Linked DNA regions of Homo sapiens: region 2 is linked to region 1. A link is a loop called in an ENCODE intact Hi-C map of the cell type or tissue named here. Cell type or tissue: breast epithelium. All regions are shown on one strand.

Region 1 (5,000 bases):
TCTAAGGGGGTCAGACAGCAGAATCAAGGAAATAAAGTAAAACATAATTAAATCAGATCCGGAAAAAGGGAAGTTATGAAAAAAATCAGTAAAAAGTAAAGCATTTGAAAAGAAATTAATTTTGATGTTTTCAGATACATAGTGGTAAGCTTATAAATTGTTAGGAAAAAAACTACAGTTTAATAAGCAAAATAGATTTGTTTTTCTTTTGAGACAGGGTTTCACTCCTGTCATCCTGGCTGGAGTACAGTGGAGTGATCTCGACTCACTGCAACCTCCGCCTCCCAAGGCGCAAGCAATTCTCCTGCCTCAGCCTCCCAAGCAGCTGAGATTACAGGCATGTGCCACCATGCCCAGCTAATTTTTGTATTTTTAGTAGAGATGGGGTTTCACCATGTAAGATTAATTAAAAAAAGAAAAAAAGACCATTCACACTAGGCTGCTTTGCAGACCAATGTATCAAGGATGACGTTCCAGGCTGGACTTTAGGTCTCTGAGTAGTTTGCAAGACACTTGGTTAGATTTTTTTTTTTTTTTTTTTGAGACAGAGTCTTGCTCTGTCACCCAGGCTGGAGTGCAGTGGCACGATCTCGGCTCACTGCAAGCTCCGCCTCCTGGGTTCATGCCATTCTCCTGCCTCAGTCTCCTGAGTAGCTGGGACCACAGGCGCCCGCCACCATGCCCGGCTAATTTTTTGTATTTTTAGTAGAGACAGGGTTTCACCTTGTTAGCCAGGATGGTCTTGATCTCCTGACCTCGTGATCCACCTGCCTCGGCCTCCCAAAGTGCTGGGATTACAGGCGTGAGCCACCGCGCCCAGCCTGATTTTTTTTTATTCTATAGAAACTCTACTCACTTCCTACCAGTAACATTTTTAAATCACGGTTTTGAATTAAGTACAATTCAATTGAAAAATCACAATAACACCAGTTTCAGAGTCTGTACAGTGGGGAAAATACTTTGTAAACAATGACTGTTGCTTCGTAAATGCCTGTGAGTAGCTCAGATACATTTGTCTTATGCTGACTGCCATTCAGTTGTTAAAAAGGTTCCAGAATCTATGCCAAAAACTGGAAAAGTAAGCCAAAGGGTGCAGCGGATATGCAAGTGAGCTTGTGTGGCCCTCATCATATTTTTAAAATTAGTTATCAGTACTTATTTAGTTTTATTTTTTTATTATTATTTTTTTAAACAGTTTTACTCTGTCACCCAGGCTGGAGTGCAGTGGTGCGATAGGCTCACTGCAACCTCTGCCTCCCAGGTTTAAGCAATTCTCCTGCCTCAGCCTCCCAAGTATCTGGGATTACAGGAGCCCGCCACCATGCCCAGCTAATTTTTGTATTTTTTGTAGAGATGAGGTTTTGCCATGTTAGCCAGGCTGGTCTCGAACTCCTGACCTCCAGTGATCCATCCGCTTTGGCCTCCCAAAATGCTGGGATTACAAGCATGAGACACTCCGTCTGGTCAGTTATCTATATTTACATATTAGAGGAGGTTCATTAAAATCCAGCTTTACAGCATCTAAACCCACATCCTCTTACGACAAATGCTGGCCAGAACTCAGTAAGGACTTCCCCTCCTTCCAGGGCATGTGGCTTCTGTTTCTCCAGGATTCAGTGCTCCCTGTTTATTCTGTGCCCAGCCTGTACCAGGCATTTACAGTACTTGCCTGGCTCCTACGGGCATGGGGTTGAGATTCCTACGCTGAAAATGATGACCACCAATTTCTTAAAATCCTATTGGTTGAAACAGAGATTTATTTACTCAAGTGACCTATAGGAAAAGTGAGGGTTTTTTTTGTTTTGTTTTGATTTTTTTTAATACAAAATGGAACCTGGGTTGGCCAGGTGCGGTGGCTCATGCCTGTAATCCCAGCACTTTGGGAGGCCAAGGCAGGTGGATCACTTGAGGTCATGAGTTCAAGACCCACCTGGCCAACATGGTGAAACCCCATCTCTACTAAAAATACAAAAATTAGATGGGTGTGGTGGCAGGTACCTGTAATCCCAGCTACTTGGAGGCTGAGACAGGAGAATCGCTTGAACCCAGGAGGTAGAGGCTGCAGTGAGCGGAGACTATGCCTCTGCACTCCAGCCTGGGCAACAAGAGTAAGACTCCATCTCAAAAAAAAAAAAGTGGTACCTCGAACCAATTAGCTGCCTTTTCTTTTGCTCTCTCCCCTCTCCCCAGGTCCCCAACCTCTCTATCATGCATCTCCACTTCTCTCTGTCTCTTGGCTATTTTTTCTCCTCTTATGAGGTCAATTTCTCCACAACATCAGTTGTCAGTGGCCCAAAATGGCCACTTTGATCTGACATCTATTTCCTGGTCTTTCAAGTTAGCTTTCACAGCTCCCCTGGCACAGTGTCTCATTGTCCCAAATCCGATTTGATGAAACAGGAATTGCATTGGCATCGTCATCTATTCAACGCAGGCCAGTCAATTTCTGGTCACAGTTGCTGGTCACTCAATGAATCAAGGTGTCTGGGGCCCTGCCCTAATAACAAGAGAATATTCTATGGCACAAAATATGGCCGCTCAGGGCACCAGGGATTCTAGGCAAGACACACTTCCTTCAAGGGTAGGCAGGACTTGACCACCTCCCAAAGCCCTCACCCCTGCACCAATAAAGCCACCAGCTTCCAAAACAAGGTCCCCAGTCTTAAGTGATTTGTCTCTCTGCTCCCACAAGGTGTGGCCTGACCAGGACCTGGCTTCCAGAGAGCAGAGTTATGGACAAAGGAGTCATACCTTTACTTGGCCACCGAGTCCTCTGCCACATGCACAAATGGAAGTAGTTAGTTTCTGTAATGAATTTGTAACGCTCCTTTGCTTGTTTCCTCTCAGTGCCTGATGGCCTTTCAAAACAGTGTGAATCCACTGAGAACCATAATTGTGCTGCTTGTTAGCCAATCTAGGCGTTCATGTCCACTGCATCCCCTGACCCAGACAAGCCGCTGTGCCTCCTCTGAAGTGGCCATAACAAATTTGCTTTATTGGCCTGAATTTGGGAACTCATGTTATTTGCCTTTGAGATAGAACAAAGAGACTCTCTATTTTCTCTGGCTCCTCCCACCTTTGAGATGGCCAAGAGCAGAGCATGTTTTCCAGGTTTCAGTTCACCCTGCAGAAACAAGGAGATTCTAGCAGTGTGAGAGGTAGACAGGTCTAATGGTTAAGTACACAGGACCCGCCTCGTATCCCAGCTCTGTCACATTCATGCTGTGTGGCTTTGGGCAAGTGGTTTCACCTCTCTGAACTCTACTTTCTTCATTGGTTCAGTAGGGAGAATAATACCTCCTTGGTTTGTTGAGAGGATGAAGTGAGAAATGTAAGCAGCCCACATGGCATGAGTTGATGTACAAATATTATTTATCTTTCTCTCCTCCTCAGCAAATATTTATGGACCACTTGAAATGTTCATAAGCTGGGTGCCATATGAAGAAAAGTTGAAGCAGCTTAGCATTCGTGTTGGGCCCCATGGCTCTGCCAATTTCTGGCTGTGTGTCTGGGCCAACTGACTTCACCTCTCTGAACCTCACCTTTGATGGATGATGGCAATGAAACCCACTTGTTAGGTTGGTCGTGACCATGTCTGCTATTTGCACCATCATGTTTCCCATCCCTGGCCAGAGCTAGGAATGTATCAGTTGACTCAATCTGTGTGAGGGCCTCAAAGTGTGGATGAAAATTTTCTAGGACAGAGAAAAGAGGATAGGTGTTTCTAGTGGAGAGGATAGGATGAGAAAAATCACAGAGGCAAATGTACCTGGTATCATAAAGAAATGCTGATGGGTCTGGCATCTTTAAGGCTGCAATTTGTTATCCTTTTTGGGGGAAGCTTAGCGATGGACTTTTGCAAAATCAGATAAAGCTGTCAGGACCTTCCCAGAGGTAGACACACAAGGTTTAGGTGTAGACTTTTAAGAAAAGTTGTCAAAGAAAAAATACAAGTGATTCAAACACCTACATGTTCAGGGGCAGGGGAGACAATGAAAAAACATAGTGTTTCAGAGAACCTATATGTAATGCTTCTTCCAAAAATGTAATAATTTGGGGAATTCTTTAAATTTTTTCCTCTAAATTCTTTAAATTTTACTGGCTGCAATGAAATGCAACCATGGGTGAGATTTCTCAGAAGAAAAACATACCATTGTTTCAAGTAGATAAGGAAAGCCATTTGGGCTGGCCTACCCTTGTTGAAATATAGGACTCACAGTGGCCTGGTCATGCTGCCTCTTTGTCGTGTTTGTCCCCTCTCGTTGCATTTGCAGAATTCATAGCTGTCCCTAGGTACTCTGCCTGGATAGGAAAAAAGATCACCGTCCACTATAGATTTAAGTACAAAACTGCAGCCTTTGTTGTGATGACCAAGTAAGGACTACCAATCCTACTGACCACTTCCGTGCTTCTCTGAGTTGAACAGAATACATTTGACCAATAAGGCTAGTTAAGAGTTCCACAATGAATGGTTGAAGCTGGAAGCAACATTAAGCTGGAAAGTGAGAAGGTAGTTCATGTGCTAATGGCAATTAATTTATGTATATATTTGTACTAATAATGTCAAATTAGACTGTGGTGGGCTAGCATGGAGTCACAACTGGCATTCAAATTGGTTACATCCTTGTGAACTGATTGTATTTCAAGATTCGAGCAATGATCAGCAAATAAACTTTTTCTACAATTTCTTGTATGCAAGCAGGACAGTTTTTACTTTATTAAAAAAAAAAAAAAAAAGATTTCCCACCCCCTCCCCCCGCCCAAGGGCTTTGCCTTCCCCCCAGGAGTGTCCCAGGTTGAGGTTTTGAAGCCAAGGACTATAACATGAGGCAGGAAGGATGGGCTGGAACTGTTTGCTGAGGACTTAGGCTTCATGGTGAAGGTGCAAGACCATGGGAGGTTTATATGGGGACAGCAGCCAGTAGTTGGGCTAGAATCTCTCTCCTTCTCTCTCTCAGTCTCTCTCTCTCTCTCTTTCTCAACCCACTTCTGTGGGCCTG
Region 2 (5,000 bases), 63 kb after region 1:
TTAATAACAGCAGCCACAGGAAATTAACGCACCAGGTCACACTCTTAACAGCCCGAAGTGCAATGCCCCTGCTTGCATTTTATTGGCACTGAGTCATTTAAAACCCTGGAGCACCAGACAAGTTCTTTTTTCCCTGCTAGAGCAAGATACTAGAAGGCATCCTCAATATCCATCACCTCCATTGAGAGGTGGGGTTAAGTGGCGTCAGTAGCTTTGGATGTAGGAACAGCTGGGGTAAGAAAAGTAATAATCCACATTTCAGCCTTGTCAGCAGGACTGCTTCTATCCCCAGTCTCAGTGTCCAAGGAGTAGATGGAAGGGAGAATTCCACGTTGTCACAGTTGCCTCCACGGGATTACTCCGAGGCTACCTGGGGTCTTTGCCCACCACCTCAGAGTCCCCAGACGGAGAGGCGCCTTGCCACCCTGTCATCTGGGTCCCCTGGTGAATGGAGCCTGGCGTCAGGCCTTAATGGGGTAATGAGTTGGAGGCGTCGGAAACAATGAGTTCAGCTTGTTAAAAGGACAGGGCTGGCACCATGAGGACAGAGGGACCACAGCTGGAGACAGAGAAATGGGTCTTTGGGGGCCTGGTGGTGCCTCTGTGGGCCCCAAGGGGGCTGGGTGGCTGGGCTACCACTGGCCCTGTGCCTCTTAAAACCCATTACTTGCTGCCTTTGGCTTGGGAGCTGGGAGCTGAGCGTTTCATCAGTGCAGATTGGACCCAGCGGATCAATGGCTCAGTCTATGGGCTTTTCCTCCCCCTCCCCTCTGCCTGTCCCCCTTCCTTAACTAGATGTGGGCGCCAGACCCACAACAGGTCCTCAGGAGTTGTCAGTCAAGGGCTATGAAATATTCATCTTCTTTAATCTTCTTCAGGGACCTGCCCAGAGCCCTGATGGGGGCAGAGTAGTCTTGATAAACTTGTAAAGACTGGAGAGAGGGGAGGGGAGGGAAGGGAAAAAGAGGGGAGGGAGCTGAGGGCAGAGATACGGCAGAAGTCCACTGAAAAGCAGCCAGGGCCCCTCTTCCTGATGCTTTCTCCAAAGACACGCATTCAACCAGCATTTCTGGAGCACCCACTGAGCACCCACAGTTGCTGAACGCATTTGCATCCGTGATCTTGGTGCTCCCAAACCTTGGCTGGCGATGCATCTACCTTTCCATTTTCACAATATTCATGTATCACCTGAAATATCAGTATTTTTTTCTTTAGCCTCACATTAAGTAATAACATCAGTGAAATCACAGTGCTGGTTATATATTTTTGAAAAAATACATTTATATATTGTAAATAATATACAAATATGATAAACCTAGAAATGTATGTATAAAATGCATTCGGTTTTTAAAAATTGCCTAGATACAGGTTCCGTCCTGGAGCACATATCTTAATTACTCTTCACAACATCTCCAAGAAGAAGGCATTATTGCTTCCAATTACAGAGAGGAAACTGTGGCTCAGAGAGTTGCAGTGACTTGCCAAGGTCACACAGCAAGTAAGGGACCCATCCTGAGTTCAAACCCAGGTATTTAAACTATAAACACAAAAATAGCTTTCTGAAAAAAAAATCACTAGTTTTCAGGACATTTAGGTAAAACTTATTAACTAGAACTTCTACCTTCTGCTTTGCACTTTTTAGTAAATTGCGACCCTTTGTTTTGATGTGAAATTATACAGCTTTTTAAAATGTGTGTGTGTGTGTGTGTGTGTGTGTGTGTGTGTGTGTGTGTGTGTGTGTGAAACAGTGTCTGTCACCAGGCTGGAATGCAATAGCTCACTGCAACCTCGACCTCCTAGGTTCAAGGGATCCTCCCATCTCAGCCTCCTGAGTAGCTAAGACTCCAAGTGATGCCCCCATGCCCAGCTAATTTTTAACGTATTTTTCATAGAGACAGGTTCTCACCACATTACCCAGGCTAGTCTCGAACTCCTGGGCTCAAGTGATCCTCCTGCTTCGGCCTCCCAACACGCTGGGATTACAGATATGAGCCACCACACTTGGCCTCATGCAGGTTTTGATTGGAGAAGCCCTTTCTATGTCAATATCCTGCAGAGTTTCAGGAAGTGAAAAGTCTCAATGACTATTTCTAAGCGAGTACACAAGCAGCCAAGAAACCTGGGACACTCAAATTCTTTGTTCCCCCCTACCACACCCCATCATTGGCTTGATCATCCAGTTCTGCACAGTGTAATCCCCCTAGCATTCCCTCTGCAGTTTGACCATCGCGCCTCACTCTCCACGGTCTAAGCCAAAGCTCTCTGTCTCACCTGGGCACCTGCAGCAGCCTCTTGAACCTGACCCAGCTTCCTTATCTAGACGTGAGCACCAGGCCCATCACAGGTGCAGCATTCTCTCTGTGCATTCTCCCCATGATGGCCAGAGTGACTTCTAAATGTAAGCCGAGTCACAGCACCCTTCAACTCAAAGCATTCAAATAGGGTCCCATCCCATTTAGAATGAAATCTGAACTCCTGCCTGGGTCTAGGGCAGCAGCCCTGTCCTCCCCACTGACATCACCTCTTGACTCCCGGCACCCCTATCCCTCATTGACCTTGCGGGAGACCCACTCTACTTCCATCAAACACTGCAGGCCCCACTCCTGCTCTGGGACCCTGCACTAACCCTTCCCTCTGTCTGGAAGGCATTTCCCCGAGACTGTCCCACCACCAGCTCGCTAGTCTTCCCTCTGAATACCCTAATCCCGAAACTCCTCCCCAACCTGGTATCAGATAATGTACCACACCAGGCTTTATCTGAGAGTCAGGAGAGGAAATTCCAATGACTGTTTTTTCCACTGACCTTGGGCAATTTTTTTTTTTTTTTTTTTTTTTTTGAGATGGAGTCTTGCTCTGTCCTCCAGGCTGGAGTGCAGTGGCATGATCTTGGCTCACTGCAACCTCCACCTCCCGGGTTCCAGCGATTCTCCCGCCTCAGCCTCCTGAGTAGCTGGAATTACAGATGCGCGCCACTACACCTGGCTAATTTTTGTATTTTTAGTAGAAACGGGGTTTCACCATATTGGCCAAGCTGGTCTCAAACTCCTGACCTAGTGATCCGCCCGCCTGGGCCTCCCTAAGTTCTGGGATTACAGGTGTGAGCCACTGCACCAGGCCTGACCTTGGGCATTCTTTTTGTCCTTGGTTCTCAGTTTCCTCCCCTTTAAAAGGAGGTGATTGAACCTCCATAAGTTCAATGAATTAGTCCGAATTCTCCAGGAAGCAGACTAAGACAGGATTAAACATTCAGGGGTTTTATTAGAGGAAGTGCCAATGAGAAGGAAAATAAAGAGGAAGCCTGACCAGGCTGGAAGAGTTATCAGACCTTGAGTGAAGGGGAGAGGGGAACAGAAGGTTTGGGGGGAGAGTCTTAACACAAGGACAATGATGATGGGGCATTCTCACACCCAGGTCAGCCATGCAGGGAGGCCCGGGTCTCTAGGAATCGGCAGGCCCGCCTTAGAGCCCCTACGCGTACACTCATTGGCTGGGAGCTTCCCTGGAGGCGTGGCCTTGGCTCAGCCCTGTAGCTGGGGCTAAGGTAGGTGCATCACTTATGGTCTCCAGAAGGGGGTCCACAAGGTGTGCACTGGTGGCCTCCACTGTCCCAGATGGTCCCATGGAAACAGTAACCTTAAGGCGCACTACAAATTATTGCTCTGTGTCACCTTCTTCCTCTGTAAAACAAGGATAACAATGCTAAATGGCCTGCCTCCCATACCCGTGAGGCTTGAATCCAGGTACTGCATTATAAAGACAAGGTGTTACGCTTGCCAGGACGTGAGCCCCCTTGGTGCAGGGATAGTTTTTTAGTCTTTGCCTCTCCACAAGAGCAGGACGAATTGCAGGCTACTGAGAGATAGGACAGCACGTTGTTCTCCATAGCGGGACAAATGCAGGCTACTCAGAGAGGAAGGAGAGCATGGTGGTTAAGAATCCAACCTGCCGTGTGCATTGCTGCTGGGAATGTAAAAAGGTGCAGCCGCTGAGGAAACCAGTGTGGAGGTTCCTCAAAAACTTAAACATGGAATTATCACTTGACCCAATAATTACTTTTAGCTAAACACCCCAAAGAAGAGAATGTAGGGATTCGAACAGATACTTGTACAGAAATGTTTGTAGCGGCATGATTCACAATAGCCAAAAGGTGGAAACAGCCCATATGTTCATCAACCGATGCATGGATGAACAAAACGTGGTCTATACACACAATGGAATATTATGCAGCCTTGAAAAGGAAAGAAATTCTGATATATGTTATAACACGGATAAACCTTGAGGAGGTAATGCTAAGTGAAATAAGCCAGGCACACAATGATGAAGACTGTATGATTCCACTTATAAGAGGTCCCTTATAAATTCAGAGAGACAGAAAGTAGAATGGTCGTTACCAGGGAATAGGGGCGAGGGGAATGGGAAGTGCGTGTTTAATGGATACAGAGTTTCAATTTGGGGTGATGAAAAAGTTCTGGAGATGGATAGCGGCACCTGGAGGGGCACAGCAATGTGAATGCACTTCATGTCACTGAACTGTACACTTAAGATATTTAAAATAGAAAATCTTACGTTATGTCAGTTTTACCACAATTTAAAAAAAAAATACAGAATGAGGCCCTCAGAGTCAGCCCACCTAACTCAAATCTCAACCTTACCATTTCACACAGGAGTCAACCAAGGCAGGTGGCTGCTCCTCACCGTGCCTCCATTTCCCCATCTGTAAAAGGCGGGGAGTGATATCCTGGGTCATAAATGAGATGATGTCTACGGAATGCTTAGCGGACCATTCCAGGTGTCAGTGTGCAATCAATAAATGTGTTCCATGATGCTAATCAGGAGTGGGGAGGACCACATGGGTGGTCCCAGGTGTTCAGGTGGCCTTGCATTGTAGTGGACTGCAAATGCTCTCTAACCCTTCCAACCACAGTGATTGACATTCTTCCCCACAACTACACAGACAGCTCCTGGTAAGTGGAAATTTTCCAACTGTTGGAGAGTCCCTT

Evidence for each region. Hi-C counts contacts between places; a loop is a spot of excess contacts. Peaks named below come from ENCODE experiments on the same cell type or tissue, not always from the same donor. Only the 100,000 strongest peaks of a DNase experiment are listed, where the experiment ranks them.
Region 2: it touches region 1 in a loop (16-fold over the local background); 1 of 110 quality-filtered maps calls a loop at or near these places.

Annotation. Positions count from the first base shown.
Region 1 is chr12:115,550,793-115,555,792 of GRCh38, forward strand. The region is part of intron 1 of LOC105370003 (a long non-coding RNA gene); the gene reads right to left. Among named protein-coding and RNA genes, the nearest start is that of LINC02463, 330 kb to the right of the region's middle. In breast epithelium, no CTCF peak of the experiment used is centred here; DNase peaks (open chromatin) are centred at 2,724 and 3,109.
Region 2 is chr12:115,614,089-115,619,088 of GRCh38, forward strand. The region is part of intron 1 of LOC105370003 (a long non-coding RNA gene); the gene reads right to left. The region is part of intron 2 of LOC105370002 (a long non-coding RNA gene); the gene reads right to left. Among named protein-coding and RNA genes, the nearest start is that of LINC02463, 270 kb to the right of the region's middle. In breast epithelium, no CTCF peak of the experiment used is centred here; no DNase peak of the experiment used is centred here.